Linked DNA regions of Homo sapiens: regions 2, 3, 4, 5, 6 and 7 are each linked to region 1. A link is a loop called in an ENCODE intact Hi-C map of the cell type or tissue named here. Cell type or tissue: A673. All regions are shown on one strand. Region 1 has its middle 120 kb from the start of NALF2. Region 2 has its middle 42 kb from the start of LINC00269. Region 3 holds the start of EFNB1 (ephrin B1). Region 4 has its middle 110 kb from the start of LINC00269. Region 5 has its middle 85 kb from the start of STARD8. Region 6 overlaps LOC107985646 (a long non-coding RNA gene). Region 7 overlaps OPHN1 (oligophrenin 1).

Region 1 (4,000 bases):
CCTCTCTCAAGGCAGGCAGTTGGTTTTATGACAGGATAGCTTGAACTCTGAGAAAGTTCCAAATCTGTCTCCCTATATCTACCACCTCTTATCTCAGTCCCCAGGGGCCATATAGACCATGCCTGTCACTGTGTCCTTTAGAGGTCTGAAGTCACATCCTGAGGCCAAATAGCCCCACTTCTTCCAACTATTTCTCATGGGACTTGGGCTCCCTGTCCCTTCTTAACCTCCTCATTCCCCTGTAGAGATGTACCCGTGTGCCCTTAATGTATGGGGCCTCTAGGCTGGATACGTGTTCCAGACAGCAGAGAAGAGCAAAGCTGTTACATACTTGACTTGGTCTCTTTATCTCTATTGATACATCCCAAGTTCATGATGGCTTTCAGGATAGCATTTCTGCTCAGTGTTTCCTCTCTTTCCTTAGAAGGGATTTATATTGCTGGAGAGGTCAGCCCATTGCATTAGGATCTGTGCCTGGCGTGGTAGTTGTGTGACCCTGGGTAAGTGAGTCCAGCTGTCTGAACCTGTTTCCTCATCTGCGAAATAAGGATTATAAGAGTACCTACCTCATATGGTTGTCATGGGAAGTAAATGAGATAATGGATGGAAAATACATGACACATGGCAAAAGCTCAGTATACATTAGCTCTCTTTCCCTTTCCTTTCCTTATTTCTTGGCCCTAGGGCCTGGCTGACAGCTGGGGGCATCTCTAGGCCTGTGTGTGAAGGAAAAGCCGACGGGTGGAGTAACAGGACCGTAACCAGATGGCCCAGATTTCCGAGGACAAGCCTAATTTTAAGTATTCTGTTCTGTGATCAGATCATGTATTAGACAATCTGGCCCGATATTTTAGCTTGAAAAATATGGTCACTAGAATTGATGATGACATAGCGTGAATGCCCTAGCATAGACCAGCAGGCAAAAGATGGCAGAGCTTGGGTCCTAGTCAGGTAGCAGTGTGCTCACCCCGTGTGGTAAAATCAGGCAGTGATCCTATAAAGAGAACAGGTGGCAGGAATAGAAAATCAAGGCCTTCTCTCTAGTTCTAGGACCCAGCTTGGGCCCCTTCTTCACATATCTGTTCCCTGCTCTAGGGTGGGCTAGGCATGGACTGAGAGGGGCAGGACAATGCCATATGGAGGGAAAGCTGCCTACCCTTAGGTGGGACCCTGGGCCGAAAGTCAGTGGAGAGGGGAGCTTGCCCAGATACTTCCTCCAACTGCCTCTGAGCACTCTGCTCCTTCCTGCTCTCCTTTTCCTTTTCTCCTCTTGGATCACCTCCCTCTGCTTTCTATGTGTCTGTTTCTAGGTCTCACTAGTCTTTTGAACTCTGTGGCAAATTCTAGGTAGATCTCTGGGCAGTTTTCATGTATACTGCCCAAGGAAGGTCTTTCAACAAAAGAGCTGGAGTCTGGGAACCAAGGGGAGGATCCAGGCTGGGACTAGTCCCTGCTTGGTCACAAATTTGCTGTGTGACCTCAGGCAAATCACATCTTCTCTGAGTCTCTGTCCCCATCAGCAAGGTTTGGACTAGGTGACCTCTAAAGGTCCTTCCATCTAAAAAGTTCCACGATTTCAGTATGTGTGTGTTGATGCATCCCACGGAATCTCTGTACATCTTTGTTTTTCTTCAAACTGTCAGCCTATTTCTCTGTCTTTTTTCCCTCTCTCTTTCTCCCCCCTTCCTTTCTTCCCTCCCTTTCTGCAGTTCCCTCTTCCTCTTAGACTCTGTCAAGCTCCCCGACCTCTTTCTTCCTCTGAGATGTTCTGTGCTGCCTTTCACCATTGCTCCAATGCTGTTCTTCAGTAAGCACTTATTTATCCCAGCTCTGGGCACCCCTCTGCCACAGGGGTCCCATATGCACTCAGGGTACCAATCTGGCCAACTTAGGGCCTGAGAAAGGGGGACTGGGCAGCCGTAATAATTAACGCCTAGGCTGCCTACCATGGTCCTCTGCTGCCACCTGTCGTTAGTCCGGAGTGACACTGCTCTGGGGGCTGCTGAGCCCACAGGGGCCACTACCGCTGCTCTGGCCGACAGGAATCCATTACATGCAGTGTCCTGCCAGGCCTGATTTAAAGCTCATCCTGTAATCCGTCTTGCGCCCCCTCTGGGCCTGTCTCCGGTTTCCTAGCCTGTGAAATGGATGGAAGTTGTCTTCAGCTCTGGCAGAGAGAGGTGAGGAGTAGAGGCTCTAGGGACACCTGGCTTTGCAGCCTGCCCCTGTGCTTGTCCTGGTGGGTGACCTGGGGTGAATCCTTCCCCATCCCCTTCTTTGCAGCCTGCAGTATTGAAATGGATGATGTGGGAAGACATGGTTGAGAGAAAAGGGGCAAGATGGATTCCTGTCTTTCACACAAGCAGTACAATGCTGAGAAACTGGAAATGGACATACCCACTGCATCTACAAACCTTTGGCCAGGTCACAACTCCATCTTAGCAGCCAAGCCTTTCTATTCATTCACCCATTCACTTATTACTCACCCATTCATTCCACCAAGCAGCCTGGGGCTGTGGGAAAAAGCACTCAGCGGGAAATCAGAAGCCCAACCTTCTCGGCTCAGCTCAGCCACGGTTCTCCAACCTGGGCCAAGCCCGTATCTTTCTCTGAGCCTCCATTCCCTCCTCTGTAACATGAAGGGGTTGGGACAGACCAGGAGAAGTCTAAATTCCCTCCCTCATTCTGCCATTCTAAAGTGATGATTCTCCAATTGCAGGTGCCTTGCTAAGCACACTGGGTGATGAACAATTACAGATCCCCACTCAGAGGCCAGGGAAAACCTGCCTCATAGCCCCCAGACACCCTCCACTCACCTCCTAGACCTCTGGCTGGCCTTTTCAAAGCCCACCAATGAGCAGGCCCTTGCTAAGTTCCTCCTTTCTTCCCCCGGGGCACTGTTCTGGTGCCAACTGTCAGGTCATATGACAAGCACAGATGTCTAGACGTCATCTAGCCCTGGCCACTTGGGTTCATGAAAATCAGCAATTCCTGGCACTGAAAAGTCCTTAAGACTTCCTCCTGGCGATGCCAGCCCCAGCATCCCCAGAGACTTGAACTGGGGCCAGGATGAGCGGGCTGGAGCTGGTTGGCATCAGACTCAGAGTCCCAAACTCCTCCCTCGCCAGGTTTTAAAGCCACTGAGAACCCTGCTGCACAGCCATTGACATCTGAAAGGTTGCAAAGAAGCCTAGCTTGGGGACTGGTGGCTTCCTGGCCCAAGCTCTGCTCCCAGAAATACTCAGCTGAAGCCAGGGTCCCAGGCCAGCTGCATCATCTCAGCCTGGCTACACTGCCATCGGCAAGGTGCCATGCACAGAATTGCAGCCAGGTAGTGGCCTCCCAAAAGGAGCTGGCTGGTGGTGTCTGGGAGCTGTTCCTCATCTCCCCATCCCTGCAAACCGCCCCCAGACCTCAGCCTTTCATGAGGGAGGTCCTGCCCACATCTGCTGCTGGCCGTCACATCTGCAATGGATTACAAGGCTGGCCCAGGCTCAGGCCCATCCCAGATGTGGATTCCCCTGGAATGTGCCTTCTCTCTAATTGTCCAGCCTCTGAAGGGTCCGAGACCCCCTCCTCTTCGTCCACCCCTGCTGCACCCCAGTGAGCATGCTGAGGCCTTCCTCCTTTCCCACAGCTTGTGCCGGAACAGCCACAGCCGGGACCAGGGCCAGCCCAGTCGGGGGCTGCACTCTCCTCCAGCCTGGTCCATGGGGCTGGGGAGCGGGAGGTCTCAGCCCATCCCCCTCTTTTTTCCTGGGGCCAGGCACTGCAGGGCAGAGGGAGAATCTCTGGAAAACTCACTAGAGGTGAAAGAATTTGGCTCTGAAGTGCAGGCTCCCCTAATCCCTGGCCCTTCCTGGGAATGCCATTAACCTCCCTAGCCCCACTGATGGAAAGAACAGGTCTTCATTGGGCCAGGCCAGCTCCTCAAAGGCTCCTAAATGACAGCTTGGCTGGGCAAAGTGGCTCTTCTGGGTCCCAACCAGCATCCTCATGC
Region 2 (4,000 bases), 170 kb before region 1:
TATACATGCATTACTTTACTAATTGATTAGGTATATCACAAATGACATGCTGAACGTCAAAACTGTTAAAAGGTGAGGTAAAAATAAATAAAACATATATTGTGATATTTTTCTCTCATTCCCCAAATGGGTTGCCTGGTACAGTTGGAGTTGGAGGTGACTGTTGTAGAGTTTGGTTGGGACCTCTTCTCTCGCCTTCTGACTGACTCTACTAGAGGAGCTTGAGTTTGACAGTGGGCCCCCAGGAGCTGACTGGGATGCCCCTCACTACACAACCACTCCTGGGGCTGCTGCATCTTTCCAGGAGTCCCAAAGGGAGCCCTACTTCCCTAGACCCCAAGGGCCAGCGCCATCCCAGGGACCCTCCCACACAGGCCCCCAGGCTCTGCGGCCCACACATCAGGCCTCTGATTTTTCCACAGACCAGAGCCTGGTGTCCAGGTGGAGTCCCTTCTTCTTTCCCTCAGCATAGCCGGCCTCACAGGGTAGGACACCAACCTCTGAACCACAGATGAGCAAGCCAAGCCCAGGGCTAACAGTTGGCATGAATCACTATTTATCAAATTCATAATAAGAGCTCACCACTAGTCGGGCGCGGTGACTCACGCCTGTAATCCCAGCACTTTGGGAGGCCGAGGCAGGTGGATCACAAGGTCAGGAGATCGAGACCATCCTGGCTAACATGGTGAAACCCCGTCTCCACTAAAAATACAAAAAATTAGCCGGGCGAGGTGGCAGGCACCTGTAGTCCCAGCTACTCGGGAGGCTGAGGCAGGAGAATGGTGTGAACCCCGGGAAGTGGAGCTTGCAGTGAGCCAAGATCGCTCCACTGCACTCCAGCCTGGGCGACAGAGCGAGACTCCATTTCAAAAAAAAAAAAAAAAAAAAAGAAAGAAAAAGAAAAAAGAAAAAGAAAGAAAAGAGCTCACCACTGGCCGGGTGCGGTGGCTCACAATTGTAATCCCAGCACTTTGGGGGGCCAAGGCAGGTGTATCGCTTGAGGTCAGGGGTTCAAGACCAGGTTGGCCAACATGGTGAAACCCTGTCTCTACTAAAAATACAAAAATTAACCGGGCGTGGTGGCAGGCACCTGTAATCCCAGTTACTTGGGAGGCTGAGGCAGGAGAATCGCCTGAACCCGGGAGGCGGAGGTTGCAGTGAGCTGAGATCGCGCCACTGCACTCCAGCCTGGGTGACAGATCAAGACTCTGTCTCAAAAAAACAAAAACAAAAACAAACAAACAAACCCTCACCATTACTGAGCGCTTTGTTAGGCACTTTCTTAAGCACTTTACCTGCGCTGTCCCAAGTGTCTCGTGAGGCAGGTGCTCTTATTCCAATGTGACTGATGCTGGAGAGCACATGGTGAATAAGCCAGGGAGCCCGAAAAGACTTCCAGCAGTGTGACTGGAGAGCAGCCTCTTAACCACCTTTTGATGCAGAATGAACGAATGAGGGAACGGGTTCTCGGGCCCCCTCCACACTATTCCAAGTCACCTGCTGTTGCCTTCCTTAAGTCGGGGCTTATCCAGACCCCTCAGCTTCCCCGCTTTTTTTTCTCCCGGTCTCCAGGTCAGCAGGTCCAAGGCTCTTCCGGCGCCCCCTCCCCGTGCCGGCAGGGCCCCCTACCTCCTCGGAGCCCCGCCCCTCCGCGGCCGACCCGCAGGTAATCCCCACCCCCATCCTGCCCCCAGAGCTGCAGCCCCTTCCAATTAGCCCAGGCTCGGAGCTTCTAGGCTGGGACCGGCTTCTCCCCTCCCGCCCCTCCCCCACCTGGCTCCCACGTGGGGAGCCCGGCTCCCAGGCCTCGGCGGCCCCATTCACAGCGCCCTCCTCCATTGTCCTCGCACTGTCACTCACGCATGGTATTAGCATTTCTAAAGCCCCCTTCTCCGCGTCGCCGCTGTGGCCCAGCCAAAAAGGGGCTCACTTTGAAACGTAAGTTTTGGGAAGGGGTGCTTCCTAGGCTGCTCAAAAGCTTATCTTTGGGTCCTTTAACTCCGGGCCTCAGTGTGTTCGCCGATGAAATGGGGAGAATTGTTCTCCCTCATCTCTAGGCTCAAAACACCTGGAGCTTCTCAGCTCCAAGAGTGGTTGAGAAACAGGGCGGCCCCCAGGGGCCCCAATCAACTGCCTGTCCCTTCCTCTGGGTTTCCTGAGCCCTGCCAGTCTGGACCCTCCATTTCCCACCCACGTGCCAGGGGACACATGGAGTTTTGTCAAAACTGGTTTTCCCTGCCCTAACCCAGGCGCCTTTGTTAAGGGCCTGGCAGGATGGGGCATGAATGGGGGTGACTTCTTTGCCCTGGCATCTGAAACCCGCCTAAACACTTGGATGGAGAGACAGCGCCACCCAGTGGCTGCCTGGGCTCTATGCCAATGTTCCCTGGGGTGGGTCCTCGCATACCTAGCTTCTGGGCTGGTAACGGAGGAGTCTCACCAGAGAAACCCTTTTCACTTGTGGAATTTCATTTACATTCGTTTAGCTGCTTCAGACCCCAAGCTAAATAAAGAGCTGGTGGTTAGAGTCCCAGCCGGCTCAGCTCAACCTCACACCCCACCCCACCCCTCTCATCCCTTGACCACCCTCACCACCCCTGCCCTGAGGCTCAGTCCATGGGGCTGGCGATGGCTCTTGCTCTAGGCTTTTCACCTCCCTGGGCCTCACTTTTCTCCATCTGGAAAATGGTAGAATATTCCCCAGCCACCCCCTCCTCCTGGTGGGCTGGGGAAATGGGCACTAGCTCGGGAGTTCCCTTTTTGTGGGGTGAAGGGGGGTGTGGGTATGAGGGCCAGGCAGTCCTCCAAGTCAGTTGGCCACCTGGACCCTGAGAATAGGCTCTGGCCCCATCCGTACACCACTGCCTGGAGACCCATCAGCTGCTGACCAGCCCCTCTGAATACCAGGAAAATAGGACCACCCCTCCCCCATGCCTGCTTTCTTTCTTTAGTTCCTACCCCCTGCTTCTAGCCTCTTCCTGCTTCCTACCCCCAACCCTGCCTGTTCAGCCGTATGCTACAGGCTGTGGGCATTTCTCTTCAAGCCTCAGAGTGAGCAAAATGAGGCAGGTGACCTCTGTCTCCAGTTAAAGTCCCCTCCATATCCAGTTCCCTTCTGGAGCCCCTTTTGAACCTGCTCTGGCCGAAGCAAGTGTAGGGACCAAGGCAAAATTTCAACTTCACCCTTGGAAGTTTCGCTGAAAAATCAACTCACAGAAGGCAGATTAATCAGAGAAAAGGCATACAAATGTATTAACATGTGCACAGGGAGAATCACGGAGTGATTACCCACGCCCGCAGTGGGGGGCAGAAGCTTAGATACCATCTTGAGGTTACACAAAGAATGGGGACTTGGATCGTGGCAAACAGGTTATGGGAAGGGGGAGAAGAGGAATTCTGCTGAGGGGCAATAAATGATTACCAATGAGAATGACTGAATTGGGGAACACAGATTAACGTGTAAACAGTTCTCTTTGGAATTTAAACGACCCTGAGAGACACGTTATTCTGTGAAAAGAAACCAAACATTTTTGGTTTTCTTTTCTGCAATAGATAATAAGATAACAGGGAAGGAAAAAAAATTGTTCCCCTTGGAGGGTCTGTCCGTGGGGACAACGTACCCCACGTTGTAGTGGGGGGGGAAACATCCAGTGCCTGTTGATGTCTAGAGAACTTTAATTCAAAATACTCCTTATACCAGGGAGCCATATTTTGGGGTGAAATTCCTTGTGCTCCTTCACAGGCAATGAGGAGAGAGGGAACCAACAGTCGGCCCCAGAAGTCTGGAGTACCCAGCCTACATCCTCCCGAAGCTCCTGGCCTTCTCTGGTGGAGTCTCCCTCTGCGTAGGAGAGGGCAAAAGGGCTCCAAGCTCCCTCTGGCTTGGGGAGACAGAGGAGGTGGACTGGGCCTAGAGCTTCTTTTGTCTGAAATCTGCTTAGGCCTCCAGAAATACTGGACTGATGGAGAGAGTAGGAGAGAGGAGGAGGCTCGGTGGGGG
Region 3 (4,000 bases), 560 kb before region 1:
CTCATGGGTGTGGGAAGCTGAGCTCAGAAGGAGCAGCTCTGCTCTCCCAGGGCTGCACGATGCCCGAGGCTTCCTGCAGCTGCCAGATGTTCTCCTGCATCTCTGGGTCCAGGATCCCCCACATACAGGTATCAGTGTTTGGTGTTCCTTGTGGGCAGGGCTTGTTGGAGCTGCTCTTTGTGTCAACAGGGATGGCCCCGCTCAGAGGTCAGCACAGAGGCACTGCTCAGGAAATGCTGGTGGACTTGAAACCTGATAGTTGTGTGTGTGTGTGTGTGTGTGAGCACGTGCGTGGATGTGTTTGTAATGACACAGTAACCTGGGAGAAATGGGTGGGGAGTGACTGCCAATGGTATAGGGAGGGCTTGGATGAGAGGGCCCCCATTGCTCACAGATCCTGACTTCCTCTCAGGCTCCCTTGGGAGTAATTTTTCCCTACCTCGGGGGCCTGAATCATTACATCTGAGGCCCCGCCAGGGTGGGTCAGGAGGTGGGAACCTGGAATCACTGGCCTAGCCATGGCAGGGAGTAGGCTCAGCTCTGCTCCTGAGGCCCCTGTAGCTGGTGTGGGCAGGTTGAGGCAGAAAGGCTGTGCTGTGAGCAGGGATAAGTAGCATGTGGAGCAGGTCTGGACATAAAGAGTCTTCTTCTCATTTCCTCTGCCACCCTGCCCACCGGGATTAGGTGCTGGCACACTCAGGAACTGCTTGTCTTCCCATGTTTCCCAAGACTGGCCGCATAGCCTCATCTCCCCATCCCCCACCTGGCCTTGGGCTCTCCTCCTGTGGGGCACCGGGCATGCTGGCTGTGGGGAGGAAGAATCAAGGCTGGCTCTAGGGTTGGCAGTGGTGGTCTTAGATGAGAAGAACTCTGGGCTATGGCCAGGAATATAGATGAACTTTCCAGGCCTGGCAACCTCTTGAAGGACAGTGAGGGAAGAGTCCTGGCCAGCCCCAGGCTGCTGCTGTCCATGCACGACCCAGCCTTAACCAGGAATGAACCAAAGAAGCAAAGAAGCAAGGATTGGCTGGGAATTTGAGCCAGTATGGTACAGGGGAATGGCCACAGGCTTTGGAGACAGATGTCCCAGGAGTCAAATCCTGCTTTCACCACTGATCAGCTTGGTGATCTCAGATGAGTCACTTCTCTCTGAGCCTTACTTTCCCCTGTAGGTAAAATGGGGATACTGAAACTCATTTCAAAAGGTTATGAAAGGAAAAGCATCTAACTTGGTTCTTGACAATAGTAGGCACTCAGTAAGCAGCAGGCTGCTTTCTGTATTCAGGTTTTGATGTCCTAGCATGCACTCCAGGGATCCCAGTCTCCCAGCTAGACTACTGGTGTGTCCCTACACCCTATTCATCTCATCTCTCCTTCCTTACACCCCAATGCAGGGTCCAGCTGAGAGCTCAGAGACCCCAAACAGCTCCTTCTTTCCCTACCTACCCAGAGCCACTTCACCCTCAAGGGCTGCCCCTGGAAGTGGGAAGGGCCCAGATTTTCCCTATTTTCTCCTCTATTTGGGAGAAAATAAAAAGACAAAATCTGGGCTATTCCCACCTCTACAGCCACAAAGATCATCAGAGGATCCACTGAGAAACGCAGTAGCTCAGTCACCTATTAAGCGAGATGATGGACATGAAACTGTGTGAATGGTGGAGCACTTTGGGAATGTTGCTCATCTAATTATCTCCATAAAGAAAAAGTGGGGAGACCTTGTATTCTTGGCAGTCCCTAAGCCTACCCCAAACTCAGATATCCTTCTAGTTCTTTCCCTTCCTCCCCATACAGGGTGACGGTTTTTGCCAAGGCTACGCCTGTCCCAGGTCTTGTGCTATGGCAAGCTCCGGGTTTATCCCAGGCGCCCGCAGTGCTATGGAAGTCCAGCAGGGGGAGACATTAGCACGTGGGTACGTCCTCTGGGGTCCGACCAGCGAGAGTGGGTCGGACCTGGAAGGTCTGAGCTATGGGATCGAGCCAAGTTATAAGCAAAGAGGCAAGGCGGGGCGGGAAGAATGGGCCAGGGCTGGGAGACAAAGACCCAGATGGCGAGGCCGGGACAGGCTGGAGTCCGGCTTCTCCGGTCCAGGATGCCCGCTTTTGCTTTTTCAAAAGTCTCATGCCCTGTGCTTTTTCCTCTTTGCCCTCGAGGTGTCTTTCTTTATCGACGTGCCCTCTCATCCCCGCTTGCCTATCCCGGGACCTTGCCCGCGCCTTCGGACAGGACAAGACTAAATCTTGGCTCCAGAGGTCCCACAAGGCTCCCCCAGAAAGCTGAGATTCCGAAGGCCTGGTCCCCAGGGGCGATGAACACGCCTTCTCTCCCCACCACACCCCACCCTGCTCCCCGCCCCACCTCTAACCCCAATCAAGTACTGGACCCTCACCAGTTTCCCCCTCCCACTGTTCTCACTTTTATGTTCCTGACTCCGGGTCCAAGTGCAAGCAGACAGTGCATTTTGAGGGCGAGAGGAGGAAAGCCCACTAAAGCCTTACGTGGGACTGGACGAGGAGCAGACAGGCTGTCCTTGACACGGAGGTGGGCACAGAGCAGGACTTCAGGGGTCCTGTGTGTAAAAAGAAAATGGAAATACTTTCCTGGGGTACTTGGGACAGGGTCAGTGGGCTGGGGTGTTGACCAGACGCGTGGAGAGGAGAGCAGGCCGGCAGCTCTTGAGAGTGCCAACTTCCCACGGGTTGAGCTCTCTGGGAACAGGACTGAGAGGGACCCAACCCTAACCGCACGAGCCGCACACTCAGATTGGTGCCATCGGGCGCGCGGCGTCCTTAAGAGCTCCCTGAAACCCCGCCCCCTTCCTGCTCTGGGGGCGTGGTATGGGGCAAGGACCCCGCCACTGAGCTTGCTATTGGCTAAGAGAGCAGGGTTGGCCTTGCGTTCGCCTGAGCAAGGGAGTAGACAGCACAGCGGCAGCGGAGGGAGTCTATGCGAGCTGGACAGCAGTGGGAGGTTTGTGAGGCTCGCACTGGCCGCAGACCCTCGGGCTCGATCGCCCGGGAGCCAGGACTCGGCGACGCGAGGCTGCCGGGCTACCCGGCCGAGGCTTCGGGGGCGCAAACTAATGGGACTGGCTCGCTCGGCAGCATCTCCCCGCTCTTCTAAGTACACTGAGCAGGGCCCGCGCTGAAGTAGAAGCTGTCCGGGGGCGCGTAGCCCGGAGTCCCAGTGTGGCCCGGAGGAACGGAGCCCGTGCCAGGGCGGCCCAGTCGGGAGCCCGGGGACCGAGCTTGTGCTGTGGGGAAACCCCCACTTCTTCCAAGGGACAGCGATCCCGGGACGGTCGAGGCGTCGGGGCGGTCACCGAGACCTCTGCGGGAAGACCCCGTCGGGGAGAGGGCGCGCAGCCCCGAAGCGTCTCGGGAAGTCGAGCGGAATCGGGCGGGATCACCCGGGGGCGCAGAGCCCCCGTCGCGCCTCGTGCGGCAGCGGAGAGCCCAGGAGAACGAGCCCTCGGGGGCCGAAGCCCATGCCCGGGTTGGGGGCGGCTGCCCAGTGAGTCCTCCTGGCCGGCCGGGCGGAGAAGAGCGACACCGAAGCCGGCGGGAGGGGAGCACTTCAAGGCCGGCGGCTGCGGAGGATGGGCGCCTGAGCGGCTCCGAGCGCAGCGCGGCAGAGGAAGGCGAGGCGAGCTTTGGTGAGGAGGCGCCAAGGGATCCCGAAGTGCAGTCTGCCCCCGGGAAGATGGCTCGGCCTGGGCAGCGTTGGCTCGGCAAGTGGCTTGTGGCGATGGTCGTGTGGGCGCTGTGCCGGCTCGCCACACCGCTGGCCAAGAACCTGGAGCCCGTATCCTGGAGCTCCCTCAACCCCAAGTGAGTAACTTATCTCCTCTGGACGCTGGGGTGGGAGGCACTCCTTCAGGGTGAGGCCGCACGCCCCGGAGTGCATGTGGGGAGGTCTTCGGAGGAGGAGCGGCGCCTCATTTTGTCTCCGGCTTTTTCGAGTGTTTTCCTGCGGGCGGGCGGATGGAGCAGGGTGCGGCGG
Region 4 (4,000 bases), 100 kb before region 1:
CAGGCAATCATCCCTAACGACTCCCACCTCCCATCCTGCCCCCAGTTCTGTCATGCACACATACAACTTCCTTCACATCACCAATCCCCCAAAGCACGTGCCAGGTGGCAACACCACCTCACCTGCGTTCTTATATCCCCAGCATGCTCACAGCTGGGAGGCGCGAGCCTCGGGGCCTGGTCTCAGCTCGCCACCACCTTGCTGCATGTACCTGGGCAAGTCTTTGCCCCTCTCTGGACCGCAGTTTCCTGATTCATCCCACAAGGGGCTAAGTTCTTTTGGAAGCTAAGAGGTGAAAGGCAGGCAATGGCCCTTGGGTGTGTACCCTGGGGTAGAGCTGGAGGGTGGAGTGAGGACCACAGTGGTCCCATATATTGGTGTTTGACTTATCTCTGCCCCAGACCTCTTCCAGCACTGACATTCTACAATTCCAGGCACCAAGAGCTGCCCAGATCCTCAGAGTCAGGGAGCAACTATGCCAGACAGATTCCCCAACATGCTGACATCAGGGCCCACACCCAACCCCAGTCCCTCTTCCAGTGCAACTCACAGACACAGACAGACTCCTCTCTGTCACACCAGTGGCCCCTAGCATTTTAAAGGGGGCCATGGGGACAGAGGGTGAATCTGGGAGAAGCCATGCTCAGGCCTCCTGGGATTGACAGTCACCACTGAAAAATGAAAAAAATAGAGGACGGACTGGGAGAGTCCTCAGATATCTACCTCTCCATTGTCTTCAGGGGCAAACTGAAGCCCAGGGAGAGGATGGGAAAGGTCACACGGCCAGGGCCAGAGGTCAGAGCCGGAGCTGGGATCAGGCCCCAGGTCTCTGGATTCTCAATCTCCCTCCCCTCCAGAAAAGGCTGCACTTGCTAAGAGGACTGGAGGGTTTCTGACCCACAGCTGCCTCCACTCCCAGATTCCAGCAGCGCTGGATGTTCCCTCCCTCACTCCCTGTCTCAACCCGCAAAACCTGGGAGCGAGCCCACAGCCCTGGGAAGAGGCAGGGCCAAGGCCCACTCCACCCTAACATCCCGACTCCTCCAGGGAGAGGCCGCCCGAGCCAGGGCAGAGGGAAAGGAGAGGGAAAGCAGAAGAGAATGGAGAAGGGGGAAGGAGGAGGGGAGAGAAGAGAAGGGAGAAGAGAGGAGGACAAGGGGAGAGGAGCAGGAGGGGGGAGAGAGAAGCGGGGAGTGAAAGCTGAAAGCTGATAAGGAAGAAAGGAGGGGAAAGGTCCGAGGAGAGGAGATGGAACGTGGGCTCTGAGAAGGGAGAAGGCTGACCAGGCGGGGAGTGGAGGGAGGGCAGGTAGGAGAGATACACCCAAAAAAGGGACAAGCTGAAGACAAGAGCAAGGGAAAGGGGTGGGCAGAGGGGCAGGGAAGAGGGCTTCAGCCCAGGGGACTCCCCTCCCCACGTTTCACGGACCTCCCCCAGGGGCAGTGGGGGCGAATTGAAAATGAAACACCTCGTCCCCGGGCCCAGGGATGTGACCCTCGGCATAAGAGGATTAGGGAGGCTTCCAAGAGGAAATGGGGAGGGTGCCAGGAGTGGGGGAGCCGAATGCAAACTCCTGCTGCCCCCGCACCCCCCCCGCCAACGCCGGCAGAAAGTGCGCGCCTCCACGCCCATTGGAGCCATGGAGCGCCAGTGCCCCCTTGTGGCCATGGCCCTTGGCTCACCCGGCCGCAGCGGCGGTCTAGAAAACTGGGGGAAAGGGTGCACGGGGTGGACCTTTGGACACCTGAAGGGTACGAGTGCGACGAAAATCCAGGGGGTGGGTCAGTGACTTTGCTGGAGGCCTCCAAACCCTTCAAGCATCAGTAAAGACCTCAATAGTGAGCCTGGGCGTTTCTCGTTGGCCTCTCCCACCCTTGCAAGGGTGGCTCACAAGGCATGGGCTGGAGGCTCTAAGGCACAAAAAAACCAGCGCACATCCACGCCTCCGAATGCCACGCTCACCCCAGCGGCACAGTTTCCGTCCTTATCCTGGCCTCTGCCTCTCATCAGCCTCTGGGTGCCTCCCACTTCACTCCCAAGGGCCTGCTTCCCTAGGCCATAGCGCACAGCCTGTGTTTGTGTGTGCGTGTGTGTGTGCGGCGGAGTGTAGAGGTTCTTGTCCACAGTGAGGGGTGGAACTGAGCTGGATAAGACACTTACCGGGAAGAGTCAAGAACCCTGGGTTCCAACTTGCTTCCATGGCTGTCTTGCTGTGCAACTTTGAGCATGTCTTTGCCCTCTCTGGGCCTCAGGCTCCCCATCTGGAAGCAAAAGACTTGGCCTCAATGATTTCTAAGGGTCTATCCAGCCCTCTACACTCTATCTCTATCTCTAACACTCTAACTCTATCATTCCAAAAGAGAGAGCTTGAGGAAGAAACTAGTCCAACGCAAGGGAGAATTAGTAAGTACTCCATTGTCGTGTGGAGAAGGGGTTTGCAACTATAATCAGGTGGACATCCCACCCAGCCCTTGGCCCCAACTCCTCCTCCAGTGCCCTCAGCAATACTTCTGCCCCAGATCTGCACAGAGACGCCTGTGGGTTTCAAACTCAGGCCCGCTCAGTGGGACTGGGGTAACTTCTTCCACGCCAGAGGTCCAGGGCAAGAGGCCAGCCGCCCTCCTCAGTCCCTCACCATGACAGGGGGTGCAGAACTCCTTATGTGTCCATTCAAAGCCCAGAGCCCCAGAGTGGATGGAAAGTGCAAGGTCAGCAAGATCTCTTCTCTTCAGTGAGCCCAGCTCAAGGCAGGAGACTCAGCCTGGAAATGGAGAAACCTGAGCCTGGCTCAGCTCCCCCAGAGAGGAGGGGAGGGAGGGGAGGAAGCACAGGGAGGTGAAGGGCACCTCAAGGAGGCAGCCTGTCTCAGGCAGGAGATACCTTGCCCAGTGCTGAGAAAGCCATGAAGGAGAACGAAGCCCTGAAAGGTGTGGGGTGGAGGAGGCAGGGTCACCCAGCTAGGGAAATGAACCAGAAAGAAGGCAAAGAGTGTCTTTGGTTTGAGTCAGTTAGGTGCTTGAGTCTGTCAGTTATTTTTTCTCTGCCTCAATTTCCTCATCTGCAAAATGGGGGTAATAGTATTCACATCACTGAGCTGTTGTGAGGATTACATGAGTTAACATTTGTAAAAAGCACTTAGAACATTCCCTGGTACCTAGTCCGTAATTTTGTTTTATTTCTATTTTTAACCCCCAGGAAATCCCGTCCCAGAGCATACAGTCTGAGGAATCCTGGAATGCTCTAAGACCCTTATACTTAAAGACTTAAAAGAATTGATCAGGGCCGGGCACGGTGGCTCACGCCTGTAATGCCAGCACTTTGGGAGGCCGAGGCAGTTGGATTGCTTGGGGCCAGAGTTGGAGACCAGCCTGGGCAACATGGTGAAACCCTATCTCTACAAAAAATACAAAAAAATTAGCCGAGTGTGGTGGTGCATGCCTGTGGTCCCAGCTGCTCAGGAGGCTGAGGTGGGAGGATCACCTGGGCCCAGGAGGTGGAGGCTGCAGTGAGCTGTGATCACCCACTGCACTCCCGTCTGGGACAGGAGTGAGACCCTGTCAAAAAAAAAAAAAAAAAAGAGAGAAAGAAAAGAAAGAAAGAACAGCTGAGCGTGGTGGCTCATGCCTGTAATCCCAGCACTTTGGGAGGCCGAGGCGGGCGGATCACAAGGTCAGGAAATCAAGACCATCCTGGCTAACATGGTGAAACCCCGTTTCTACTAAAAATAGAAAAAATTAGCCGGGCATGGTGGCGGGCACCTGTGGTCCCAGCTACTCGGGAGGCTGAGTCAGGAGAATGGCATGAACCCGGGAGGCGGAGCTTGCAGTGAGCCGAGATAGCGCCACTGCACTCTAGCCTGGGCAACAGAGCAGACTCTGTCTCAAAAAAAAAAAAAAAGAAAGAAAAAAAGAAAAGAAAAGAAAGAAAGAGAGAGAGAAAGAAAAGAAAAGAAAGAATTGATCAGGTTCAAATTTCACTCCTCAGCTCCCTGCTACCCATT
Region 5 (4,000 bases), 650 kb before region 1:
TATAGAGTGAGGAGGTTGATTATGATGACATAAATTTCATTCAACTGAATTCAAAGCAGAAGATGTTTGAACTCCCCCTCAGTCCCTGCAGACCAGGGACTCAGGGCTCAAAGGCATTACCACTTTCTATTATAGCTGCATGGCTTACTTATACTCCCTGAACTTCAGTTTTCTTATCTTTAAAATGGGAATGATACTACCTTATAAGGAGGTTATGAGTAGTCAACTTGATTGTTTCTAGCATTTGGTGGGTAGTTTCAAAGTGGCAAATCACCTGCTATTCGTCTTGTTAGTAATACTGCACATCTTCTTTTGTTACGCAGTACAGAGCCCACTGCTAGGTTTAGGCAGAGATGAGCTCGGGAAGGAGGTCTGTGGAAGAGGACAGAAAGGTTGCCTGTTCTGCCATACCCTCCTCTGGCTCCAAGCTATATCACTACTTGGTCTCTGACTTTAAGGCTCTTCCCCTCTGAGACTCTCCTTTCAAGATCTTCCACTGCTCAGACCCTGATGGCTTGTGTTTCATTTTAACAATGCTGTCAATTCTCTTCCTGAAAACTACAGGAATCTCAAACTGAAATTCCTACAGGAACCAGGCAGTTAGCACAGATAAGCAAAGCATACTGGGTAAAGATCATAATGATTGCAGAGTTCGTACCCCATCTAAAGAGGGCAGCAGCTATTCCCTTCTCATCTATTATGGACAGGCGGGAATGTGGGTCCAGATATGGATAGCTACATCTTCTGATTTTTCCAGGGAATCCAGAAATCCAGATTTGTTTGTTTGTTTTTTGTTTTTGTTTTTGAGAAAGGGTCTGGCCCTGTCACCCAGGCTGGAGTGCAGTGGTATGATCTCAATTCACTGCAACCTTTGCCTCCTAGGCTCAGGTGATCCTACCATCTCAGCCTCCTGTAGCTAGGACTACAGGCTTACACCACCACACCCAGCTAATTTTTGTATTTTCTGTAGAAATGGGATTTCACCATGTTTCCCAGGCTAGCCTCGAATTCCTAAGCTCAAGCAATCTTCTCACCTTGGCCTCTCAAAGTGCTGGGACTATAGGCATGAACGACCATGTTTGCCCAAATCCAGATTTTTATGTGAAATCTACCCTTTTAAAATATTGGTGGCCAGGTGTGGTGGCTTACGCCTGTAATATCAGCATTTTGGGAGGCTGAAATGGGAGGGTTGCTTGAGACCAGGAGTTCAAGACCAGACTGGGCAACACAGTGAGACTCCATCTCCACAAAAAATAAAAAAAAAATTAGCTGGGTATGGTGGCATGTGTCTGTAGTCCCAGCTACTCAGGAAGCTGAGGTGAGGATCGCTTGAGCCTGGGAGTAGGATCACAGTACTGCACTCCAGCCTGGACAAGAGAGAGAGATCCTGTCTCTGAAAAAAATAAAGATTAAAAAAAATGTTGGTGAAAAGATTTTAACATAACATGCAACAGGCTCAACATGCACACATGAATAGCCCACTGGTTTGCACCCTCTACTCTAGAACAATGTTTACAAAATGTGACTTTCCCTCCAGGGTTATGGCCAGGGATCCCATCACTTTTGGGCTCAGTTCCTGCATATGCCAGCCCCTCCCCACCCCAGTGCTGCCCTGTCATCACAGAATAGGCACTGAAGACCATGGCATGTGGGCTGTGCTCGGACACTAAGCAGGTGTGCATGCACACCTGAGTAAGGTTCCCAGGTAGGTAGCTGTATTAGTCTGCTTTCACACTGCTGTAACAATATACCTGAGACTGGGTAATTTATAAAGACTAACAGTTCCTCATGGCTGGAGAGGCCGCAGGAAACTTACAATCATGGCAGAAGGGGAAAACACATCTACAATCACGGCAGAAGGGGAAGACACATGTCTTACATGGCAGGTGAGAGAGAACGAGCAAGAGCAGGGAAAACTGTCTTATAAAACCATCGTATCTCATGAGAATTCACTCACTATCACAAGAACAGCATGGGGGAAACTGCCTCCATGATCCAATCACCTCCCACCAGGTCTCTCCCTAAATACCTGGAGATTGCAATTCAGGATGAAATTTGGGTGGGGACACAAAGCCTAACTATATCAGTGGCACAGGCGATAACCCAGACACAGATGTGAAGCAGCAGGTTCTCAAAGGAAGAGATGCTGTCTATGTTGGGCTTGCCATTGTGCACACTTTTGGAAGCACTAGAAGAAATTGTTGGGATAAAGAAAGCCCTTGTGAGAATTGGCGCTAGAGCGTGGAGGGGAAGCGTCAACCCCAAAACAGCCAGGCCCTGGCAGGGCCCACAAGGGGGCACTGTTGCTCTGTGTGGGAAGATGGGCCACAGGCAACAGGAAGCTACTGGGACTCAACCCCAGCATCTGCCCCCGCCTCCAAGTCTTCTCAGTGTTCCCCAGTTTCTGCCCCTTTTCCTTCACAGGGTCTTCCAGATCTTGTTCCTTTCCCTGTTCCCTCAGCTTCCCCACCCCTCAGATCTTGCCATTCTCCATTACAGAGCCCTAAAAATTCTGTCTCCTTTCCTCCTCCCACTGGTCCCTTGGGGTGGGAGAATTTCTCTCCAAGTTGAGATTCACTATCTAGTTCATCTCCTGATTGAACAAATGAAGACAGGGTGTGGCCAGGCACAGTGGCTCACTCCTGTAATCCCAACTCTTTGGGAGGCAAGAGGCTCACTTGAGCCTAGGAGTTTGAGACCAGCTTGGGCAACAAAGCGAGACCCCATCTCTACAAAACATAAAATAAATTAGACAGGCATGGTGGTGGGCACCCGTAGTCCTAGCTACTGAGGTTAAGGCTGCAGTGAGCTATGATTGCACCACTGTATTCCGGCCTGGGTGACAGAGTGAGACCCTGTCTCAAAAAAAAAAAAAAAAAAAAAAAAAAAAAAGACAAAAAAGAAAGAAAGAAAAGAAAAAAGACATAGACCATCAGTGAGACGTGCCCAAGGTCACTAGGAGGGAAGAGGCAGTTCTGGGATGGAACCCAGGTCTGTTGGGATCCAAGGGTATCCTTTCTAATGGGCCAGTTATTGGTTCAACAAATATTTACTGAGTGTTTATTATGTGCTAGGCACTGTTATAGATACCAGGGATAGAGCAGTGAACAAAATAAGTAAGAATCCTTACCCTCATTGAGCTAGCATTCTGGAGGGAGGAGCAAACATAATTCAATGACATATGTGTTTCAAGGTGACAAGTGCTTTAGAAAAAAATTAAGCAGGGAAGGGGGATTGGGAGTGCTCTCTGTCATTTTAATAGGGAGATTATAGAGAAAGTGACATTTGACAGAGGTGAAGTAGGTGAAGACATGAGCTGTGTGAAGACAGAGTGTGTCAGGTCTTGGAGGGCCAGATATAAAGAAGACCATCCTAGTGAACAGAAACTGGGAGGCAGTGCTCAACTGCCAGGAAGAAGTCAGCCTCAATAAAACTAGCATAGGCCAAGGGTGGTGGTTCATGCCTGTAATCACAACGATTTGGGAGAATGGAGCAGGAAGATCACCGGAGTCCAGGAGTTTGATACCAGCCTGGGCAACATAGTGAGACCCCGTCTCTTAAAAAAAAATTTTTTTTTTAATTAGCTACATGTGGTGCACACACCCATAGTCCTAGCTACTTGGGAGGCTGAGGTGAGAAGATTGTTTGAATCCAGGAGTTCGACGATGCAGTGAGCTATAACTGTCCCACTACACCCCAGTCTGTTTCTATTTTATTTTATTTTATTTATTTTATTTTTTTTGAGACAGAGTCTCGCTCTGTCACCCAGGCGTGCAGTGGCACAATCTTGGCTCGCTACGACCTCAGCTCCCCGGCTTCAAACGATTCTCCTGCCTCAGCCTCCTGAGTAGCTGGGATTACAGGCATGAGCCACCATGCCCGGCTAATTTTTGTATTTTTAGTAGAGACGGGGTTTTGCCATGTTGGCCAGGCTAGTCTAGAACTCCTGACCTTAGGTGATTCCCCCTCCTTAGCCTCCCAAAGTGCTAGGATTACAGGC
Region 6 (4,000 bases), 250 kb before region 1:
GTGAGGTGTGGGGGGCTGGGGAGAGGGGCAGATGGTCTTTTCAATGCGGAGTCTACCGAGGTATTTGTGGCCTTCATTCAATCAAAAACTGTTAGGATAAATGAACATTTATGATAGTTCTAGGATATATCAATTTTGAGATGGTGAGGGCAAAGCCAGGGGGCTGCCATCCACTGACTGCAAGCTGGAAACAGGAAAGACAAGTATACTAAGGTTGGGGGTAGTGATGTGAGATGGATGACTCCCAGGGCTATGAAGCCTTCCTACTGAGGCTAAAAAGCCTCTGGAAAAATAGGTCCCAACAGCCACAGGGCACAACAGGCAGATGCTGCTGGCCCAAAACAACGAACCCATCACACAAAGGCAGATTTCTTTCTAGAAGGCTGGAATCCTCTAGAGGCTTTGTGGAAAGGGGAGACATGGGAGCCTGATAAAGGGGCAACATCTTGAGTCACACAGGCATGAAGGGCAGGGGCATGGAAGGGAAGTCTGCCCCTGCCCTTTCTGTTTCACTCAGCTGCCCTAAAACTGGTGGGCACTGGCCCAGCCCCAGGGCTTGTAGGGTTGTACCTGGATCCTAAATGCATAGATAGCCATATCTGACAGAGGCCAGAGATGTTAATGAGGCCATTCCCCAGCCTCTATGCCTTTGGAGGTCCCTCGGTAGATGGTGGCCATGGGGGTCACATAGGAGGGAGACCAGGCTATGGGGCTGGCTCAGAAGAGTTTGGCAGGGTCCCAGCAGGCCTGCCCTGGCACAGAGATGTGAACGCACGGCCGTTGCAACTGGTCTAATTGCTGTCTCATCAGCTCTCCTAGGGGCTCATTCCAGAGACAAGCAAAGGGAGGTTTCTGCTGTGAGACTTGAGGGAGCCTGAAGAGAGGTGGAGGGGCCAGCACCTTGAAAGGCACTGACAAACCCCAGCACGCCCAGGGCAGAGACCCAAGTCTGGGGGTATGGCAGGGAGAGGCAGGGAGCAAAATGGCCAGGAGGGAAGGGACTAACTTTCCCGTCGGCTGCTCTTGGCTCCCCCCTTGATCCTGTGTCTCTCCCTAGTTAATGTTCCATATCTCCTTTTCCAGGGTCCTTATTGGGCTGTCCCCACTTCCCCACCTGTCCTCCACACCTCAGACCACTGCTGACAGCTTCCCAGCTTCCCATCCCTACTTCAGCTGTCACCCAGGACCTCAAAAACCTAATTACAAGAATCAGCGGACTTAGCTCGTGGAACCTCTCAGTCACATTTGATATTTGTGACTACTTCCTGCTATGTGACAATTGCGACTCCCTAATCCTCTACTGTCTACTCAGACATGGCTTTCCTAGTTCTCCTCCGGCTTCTTTGACCATTCTTTCTCAGTCTCTTTCCCAGGCCCCTATTCTCCAGTATGCCCCTTAAATGTCGGGTCACCTCCCCTACGGATGCTCTCCCTGGCTCTCTCAGCCCCTCCTGCGGCTTCCACCACCTCCTCTCAGCAAGTAAATTCCATGTAACCTCAGCCTGGGCTACTCCCCCAAGCATCAGCTAGTACAGACATTTACCCAGTGGTCATCATCAAAGACACTTCAAACCCACCTTGCCCCAAACAGAATTTATACTCCCAGACCACACCTCATTGCTCCAGACCCACACCACACTTCATTTCAGCTTTATTTCTCCAGGGGTAACCCTACCATCCACCCAAGTTCCTGGCTAGAAACCTTTGCTCCTCCCTCTCCCTTGCTCCTCACATCTAATTAGTTACTGTGACCTGCCAATTTTACCTCCTTAATAGCTCTGGAATCCATCCCAAGCATTCCATCCCTACAAACACGGCCGGAATCCAGGCCTTTATCATTTCTCTGCCACCAGAGTGCGTCCTCCTCGGACCAGCCTCCACACTACAGCCACTTAGACCTTTCCTGCAGACAAATCTGAGCATGTAATTCTCCAATTCAAATCTGCCAGTGACTCCCCACTGCCCCCAGAGGAGAGTCTAAGTTCCTGAGCCTGGCGCACAGGCCCTTGAGATCCGGCCCCTGCTCACCTATCCCACCTCCCAGCCCTGGAAGGGATTGTGCTTTCATGCTATGCTCTATAGTCTCACCTTACTCTTCTGCTGGCAAGCTTCTACTCACACAGGCAGCTTGGTGGAGTGGTTGAGAGTGTGGGCTCAGGGCCCTGACTGCCTAACCAGGAAAGTCACTTATCCTCTCTGGGCCTCAGTTTCCCTATCTGTAAAATGGGGGTGAAGACTGTTTTTACCCCTTAAGGTTGTATTTCTCTTACAAGGGAATAAATTAGATCATGCATGTAAAGCACTTACAACAGTGCCTGACACACATGAAGCACTGTAGAGTGTTAACCACTATTTATTATTCCCCTTTAAGAACCAGTGCGGACAATACCGTATCTGTGAAGCCACACCCTCCTCTGAGACTACGTGCTCCTCTTCTGGCTCCTTCTGGGACTCTAGAGCCCTGGCTAACTTCTATCACAACACTTGAGACCATCTGCCTGCTGCTTGACCTTTCTCCCTTGCTACTTGATATCCAGGACTGAAGTCTACCCATATTTGCATCTCTGGCACCTAGCCCATGACTTTTCATATGGGCCTCAGACTAGCCTGAGATCAGTACTACAATATTATCATGTCCATTCTGCAGATGAAGAAATTGAGGCTCAGAGAGGTAAAGGCAATTTTCCAAGATCGCACAGCTAGAAATTAGCAAAACGTGGGTTTAAACCCAGATCTGCAGGATTCCGAACCCCACGATCTTTCTACTTTATCTAACTCCTTGGGGGAGGGGAGTCTTGAAATCTTGTCCTAGAAGGAAAGATTAAAGAACTAGTGGATGCTCTGCCTAGAGGAGAGACAACTCAGGAGCAAGGACAATCCCCTCCCTTCCCACCCATCTGCCTGAAGCCTACTGGTGCTGGTATGTGTGTTTCAATGTTGATGCCAATGCGTGTGTTGGACACGTGTGCAATGAGGTCATGCCAGAATGCTAGAGATGGAAACCTTCATCTCAGAGCCCCTGCTCACCTTTATATAGTTCTCCAGAGTTTACAAAATGTTTTTGCATCTCATCTCATCATTTGATCAGCCTCACGCACCTGGGATGTGGTAGTCATGCCCCAGACAGGGCAGTGAACTGCCGCAAGTCACCCAGAAGTGGCAGAGCTGGGACTCCAACATTTAGTCAATGCATAAAGTCTGCAGCAAGCCCCTTCCTTCCAGCAGGAAGCCTGAGGATTCTGAGACTGTGGCTGGGGAAGTTATTCCCCCAAAGAAAAGGGATGTGAATGCTGGGTGTGGCCCAACCTAGAGAGAGGACAGGCGAGAGAGAAGGTCTCTCAGACTCAGGGTTCCCATCTGCAAATGGAATAACACCCCCACCCTCACATGGTAGGCGTAAGTCTCAAAAGAGATGATATACGTAAAATGAAACAAATGCCTGGTCTGTCCTAAGCACCCAACAGATACCACACTGCAGCTTAACTCGTGGAAAGCTTGTTTGAAACAGTGGCAAAGGTGTTCAAGGAAAGCCTGCCTGTCAAGAATTAGGCAGAGCTGGGTTTTGAAATGCCATCTCTGCCCCTTACCAACTGTAGGGCCTTAAGAAAGTCACATAAACCCTCCAAGTTTTTGCTGCCTCATTTGTAGGATGGAGACAATGAAGTCTACCTGACAGAATCGTTGTGAACGGCCACATGCGAGTATGTGTGTAAAATGGCTGACACAGGAGCTGGCACTAATAGAGTCATTATTATTGTTCTCACAGATTAGATGGCAGAGCCAGTGATGAAGACTCTGGAGCCATACCACCTGGGTTCTAAGCCCAGCTTTATCTACTAGCTATGTGACCCTCAGCAAGTCACTTCACTTCTCTGTGCCTTGGTTTCTTCAGCACACGTACGGTTGGGATTAAATAAGTGACTACATGTCAAATGCTTCTGGCAAAGGGTACATGCTCTGAGTGTTGGTGAGCATTGTTATTATCAGACAAAGGCCCGAG
Region 7 (4,000 bases), 1.2 Mb before region 1:
TCAGGGTTGGAGTAGACATTCCTTCAAGCCCTGATCTTCTTTGACAGTTTAGGCAAAGGCATGGATGAGATTTGTAAGACTAGTGAACTGGAGTGTTTAGTAAAGGAGCAACAACATTAGTAATGTGAGGTTGCAGGAAATGAGCCCTCTATATGCCATCTGTTAAGAGTCTGTTTGAACAGCCTCTCCTTAAAATAAGTTCTGCATATGTGTGTATGCCCACAGATATTTCAGTGGGAGATATTTTTGTGCCAGCCAGCCTTTTCTGCTACTTTTCTAAACAAGGGATTTGTGGAAAAATCTGCCATGATCAAGTTGGTATGGATCCACATTCAGTGGGCCCATGTGCTCACATCATTCTCCACAGAAAGCCATCTGCATCCTTTGATTCTTGAAAACCTAAAGGGAGAGCAAACTTGGGAGAGGGAATTGAAAGATAAATGCCTTGCTGAGCTTCCCAGCATCTGCCTACAGAAATGTCACAAGCATGAAAGAGTTCAGCAGCAGGTTTCTGGAAGGTGACAGAAGGAAGACAGTGCTGGAATATTTTCTGGATGGCAGTCTTCAGAATACCAAGTCTCTCCTGCTACCTTCCAGTTTACTATAAGTGCAATCTGGGATCTAGTTACCCCTCTAAATTCTCCAGGATACTGAGGACACATAGAAAGAAAAACCTAGAATGCATTTTCCCTCCTAGCCAGTTTTTCACTTGAATACAGCAAAGAAATAAGACTGTATCTGAACACTGCTGGATCTTAGGAGTTTTGTATCCCATCATTCAGATCGGCTAGCACATTGTGGTTTACAAGATGACTTCCATCTGTTTTTTCTAAGCAACCCTGTGAGATAGGTAGAAAGAAATTATTAAAGCCCTTTTACTGAGGAGAAGAAAACTGAATCTCAGAGAGGTGAAATGATTTGCCCAGAGTCACATAGCCATTTAATGGCAGAACTAGTACCTATATCCAAGCTTTTGGAATTCCAACACCAGGAAGCTGATATTATTTAATATGCCACTAAGAAACCAGAATGTTTTTCAATTATTTCCAACTGTTTCTATTGGTCGCTTGATGATAATCAGTAACCCTTTCAAGGGATTGCTTGTCCTCCTGCATAACCGTGTTCTAAATGGAACGGTACATCTTGTGATACAGGATGGCAATGCCATCTCCGCTACCAGCTGTACCCTCAAAGAGAATAAGCTGAGTTGGTGGTATAAGGGTGAGGCAGAAAAATCATTCTGAATAAATGTTTAATAAGTGCTTATTTATAACTATGGCAATTATTTTTCATATTAACACATATTAATTAATTAACACATATTGATTTTATAACCTGAAAAATGGCTTCATTCTTTCTGAAGAAAAGCTCATGGGCATAGCTACATAGTCTAACACTAGAGCAGGGAGCTGAGAGATCTGCATTCTAAGCCCGGTTTTGGTGTCTTCTCTGAGGGTGGTCTCAGAAAAGTCCCTCAACCTTTCTGGAACTCCAGTTGCCTTACCTGCTAAGAGATGTGGAAACAATTCCTTACAGCTCTAAAACTGAGACTAAACAATCCATTACCATTTAATTGTCTGAGACCCACTGATACCACTAGAGGGCACTCATACACTGGCATATGCTGGGGAGGTTTCCCCAGTGTCAGGTAACTTACAGGTTCTTTCCCATCCATGGCTTCCATCCATAGCCTTCTGTTAGCTTCTGAAAGGGCCTGCAGAGTGATGGTTCCTGGCCTGAGGGGGAAAAAAATGGTAAGTATAAAGCAGAAAATTCAACTGAGAGAATGGAGTCTTGTGATCTAGGGTCCCTCTCTGCCCTGGAGTTTGTCACACTGAACAAGCATAGGCTTACAGAATACTAATTTTTCAAAATCTCTTTTACTCAAGAAAACAATAGGCAATTTACAGAACAGTAACTTTGGGAACCATGGAGGCGGGGGTGGTATCTTGGTGGCCTTGTGCCCAGATCCTGCAAGAAATAGGAAGGTAACTGTCAAGACGCCTCCATAATGCACACTTAAATTGGCCCCATTGTGCTTGAACCAAACAAAGGCTCTCACTGCCTTACTCTGTTGGAAGCCAGCCACTTTGTCTGAGCTCTAGGAATGAGCATGAACATCAGAGGCACATTATCTCTCAGTAAAATGGCTTTGCTTCTTCCAGCACCTGCGATGTCCAAGAAACATTTTGAGTTGCAATAAATTCAACAACATGAGTACTGGCTAAGACACAGGGAGGAGGCGTTTTGGCTAATAAGCAATTTTATGACTAATAAAAACAACTAATATTTACTGAATGCTTACTAGGTGACAAATTTTGTTCCAAGTAAACTATGTATATTAACTCAGTTAATATATATAATAAGGCAGTTACAGTAATCATCTCTATTTCACAGAAGGGGAAACTGAGGCACAGAGTAATTATCCAAGGTCATATAGCAGGGAACTACTAGAGACAGGAATTAAATCCAGAAAGTCTGGTCCAGCAGCCATATTCTTCATTACTACAATATAAGGCCTCTTCTGCCTGGCACACGGCTTCGAACCCTGTTTTATTCTATTTATTTGCAGGCTACCTGCTGTGGTCTGAATATTCCCCAAAATTCATAGGTTGAAAGTTAACTACCAATGTGATGATATTAAGAAATGGGACCTTTAGGAGGTGAGTTAGTCATAAGGGTAGAACCTCATGAATGGGATTAGGGCCCTTTTACAAAAACTTGAAAGAGTAGGTTCATTCCCTTCCATCTCTTCTGACATATGAGGACACGGTGTTGGTGCTCTCTGGAGGGCACTGCAACAAGATGCCATCTTGGAAACAGAGACCAGGCCCTCACCAGACACTGAAACTGCTTGGACTTCCAGCTTCTAGAAATGTGACAAATGAATTTCTGTTGTTTATACATTACTGAGTCTCAGGTATTTTGTCATAACATCACAAATGGACTAAGACACTACTAACTACCCAGAGATATCCCAAGCTGTTATGCTCTTTATGGTCTTTTTAGATCTTTGTGACTCATCTGGAATTTTGAGATTAACCATACTTTATGCAAGGTATAAAGTCTCCTTGCATTCTCCTGGCTTGCTGAGCCATTAGGAAAACATTGTTCCTTCCACAAATTCTGTGATAAGATGAGACCTCTCCTAGAGTCATAGAATGATAAAAGCAATGCCAAGAGAGTTCAGCCACCCTGGATAAGTAACTAGGCCTTTCTAGACCTCAGTTTCTTTATCTGAAAGGGTTCTGGAACACAGGAGCTGGGAGGTCCTTTCCATTACTGATATCACAGGAATCCTGTTCTACCTGCTGGAATCATGGGGTTCCTGTCCTACCTTCTCTTACTTCATTAAAGCACCTCTTAATGACAGTCTTGTGGTTACTGGCAACAATATATACTTCCACAGCCATCTTGAATGGGGTCATCCATTGTTAACACAAAAATGATACAGATTCACAAACCAAAATTCAAATAACATCACCTCCCTCATGTGACTGTGGTGACGACTAAAGGAAATTATACGCTTAAATGGCTGATAACAGTGCCTGTCACAAAGGAGGTACTTGGCAAATGTTAGCAATTGTTTTTATTATTATTACAATTATTGTTGTTGCTGTTATTAAAACATTTCAAGCTCTGCCTTGCTATGAGCCTGTCATTTTAAATACTGCTAAGAGCCTAAATTTAGAACCAGGTGCAGTGACTCACACCTGTAATATGAGCACTTTGGGAGGCTGGCACAGGAGAATCACTGCAAGCCAGGAGTTGAAGACCAGCCTGGGCAACATAGCAAGGTCCCATAGCTATAAAAAATAAAAAATTAGCCAGATATGGTGGTGCACACCTGTCAGTCCCAGCTACTCAGGAGGCTCACGCAAGAGGATCACTTGAACCTGTGCCACTGCAAACCAACCTGGGCAACAGAGTAAGACCCTCTCTCTAAAAAATTAAAAGTTAAAAAAATAAAAAATCTTATCCTCTCTTCCTGACATAGAAA

Evidence for each region. Peaks named below come from ENCODE experiments on the same cell type or tissue, not always from the same donor. Only the 100,000 strongest peaks of a DNase experiment are listed, where the experiment ranks them.
Region 2: it touches region 1 in a loop (7-fold over the local background); 20 of 110 quality-filtered maps call a loop at or near these places.
Region 3: a loop joins it to region 1, with 10 times the contacts of the local background. A loop is called at or near these places in 73 of 110 quality-filtered maps.
Region 4: a loop joins it to region 1, with 6 times the contacts of the local background. A loop is called at or near these places in 19 of 110 quality-filtered maps.
Region 5: a loop joins it to region 1, with 7 times the contacts of the local background. A loop is called at or near these places in 12 of 110 quality-filtered maps.
Region 6: a loop joins it to region 1, with 5 times the contacts of the local background. A loop is called at or near these places in 2 of 110 quality-filtered maps.
Region 7: it touches region 1 in a loop (6-fold over the local background); 5 of 110 quality-filtered maps call a loop at or near these places.

What each region holds. Positions count from the first base shown.
Region 1 is chrX:69,385,788-69,389,787 of GRCh38, forward strand. No RefSeq gene overlaps it. Among named protein-coding and RNA genes, the nearest start is that of NALF2, 120 kb to the right of the region's middle. RefSeq lists a silencer at 1,866-1,915. In A673, CTCF peaks have their summits at 1,997 and 2,200; DNase peaks (open chromatin) are centred at 1,994 and 2,994; H3K27ac peaks cover 2,850 bases.
Region 2 is chrX:69,219,949-69,223,948 of GRCh38, forward strand. No RefSeq gene overlaps it. Among named protein-coding and RNA genes, the nearest start is that of LINC00269, 42 kb to the left of the region's middle. RefSeq lists an enhancer at 2,408-3,179. In A673, a CTCF peak has its summit at 2,363 (motif pointing left); a DNase peak (open chromatin) is centred at 2,343; H3K27ac peaks cover 854 bases.
Region 3 is chrX:68,826,077-68,830,076 of GRCh38, forward strand. EFNB1 (ephrin B1) reads left to right here and starts at 2,945. Exons shown (of 5, transcript NM_004429.5): 1 at 2,945-3,828. The coding sequence starts at 3,701. In A673, a CTCF peak has its summit at 1,884 (motif pointing right); DNase peaks (open chromatin) are centred at 1,925 and 2,825; H3K4me3 peaks cover 1,957 bases; H3K27ac peaks cover 2,452 bases.
Region 4 is chrX:69,284,514-69,288,513 of GRCh38, forward strand. No RefSeq gene overlaps it. Among named protein-coding and RNA genes, the nearest start is that of LINC00269, 110 kb to the left of the region's middle. RefSeq lists an enhancer at 1,485-2,466. In A673, CTCF peaks have their summits at 1,683 (motif pointing left) and 1,882; DNase peaks (open chromatin) are centred at 1,598 and 1,988; H3K4me3 peaks cover 1,608 bases; H3K27ac peaks cover 3,687 bases.
Region 5 is chrX:68,730,798-68,734,797 of GRCh38, forward strand. No RefSeq gene overlaps it. Among named protein-coding and RNA genes, the nearest start is that of STARD8, 85 kb to the left of the region's middle. In A673, a CTCF peak has its summit at 2,295 (motif pointing right); a DNase peak (open chromatin) is centred at 2,304.
Region 6 is chrX:69,132,209-69,136,208 of GRCh38, forward strand. LOC107985646 (a long non-coding RNA gene) reads left to right here. Exons shown (of 3, transcript XR_001755985.2): 3 at 3,767-3,868. Among named protein-coding and RNA genes, the nearest start is that of PJA1, 31 kb to the right of the region's middle. In A673, a CTCF peak has its summit at 1,971; a DNase peak (open chromatin) is centred at 1,943.
Region 7 is chrX:68,195,529-68,199,528 of GRCh38, forward strand. OPHN1 (oligophrenin 1) reads right to left here. Exons shown (of 25, transcript NM_002547.3): 12 at 1,658-1,736. Among named protein-coding and RNA genes, the nearest start is that of OPHN1, 240 kb to the right of the region's middle. In A673, a CTCF peak has its summit at 1,589 (motif pointing right); a DNase peak (open chromatin) is centred at 1,623.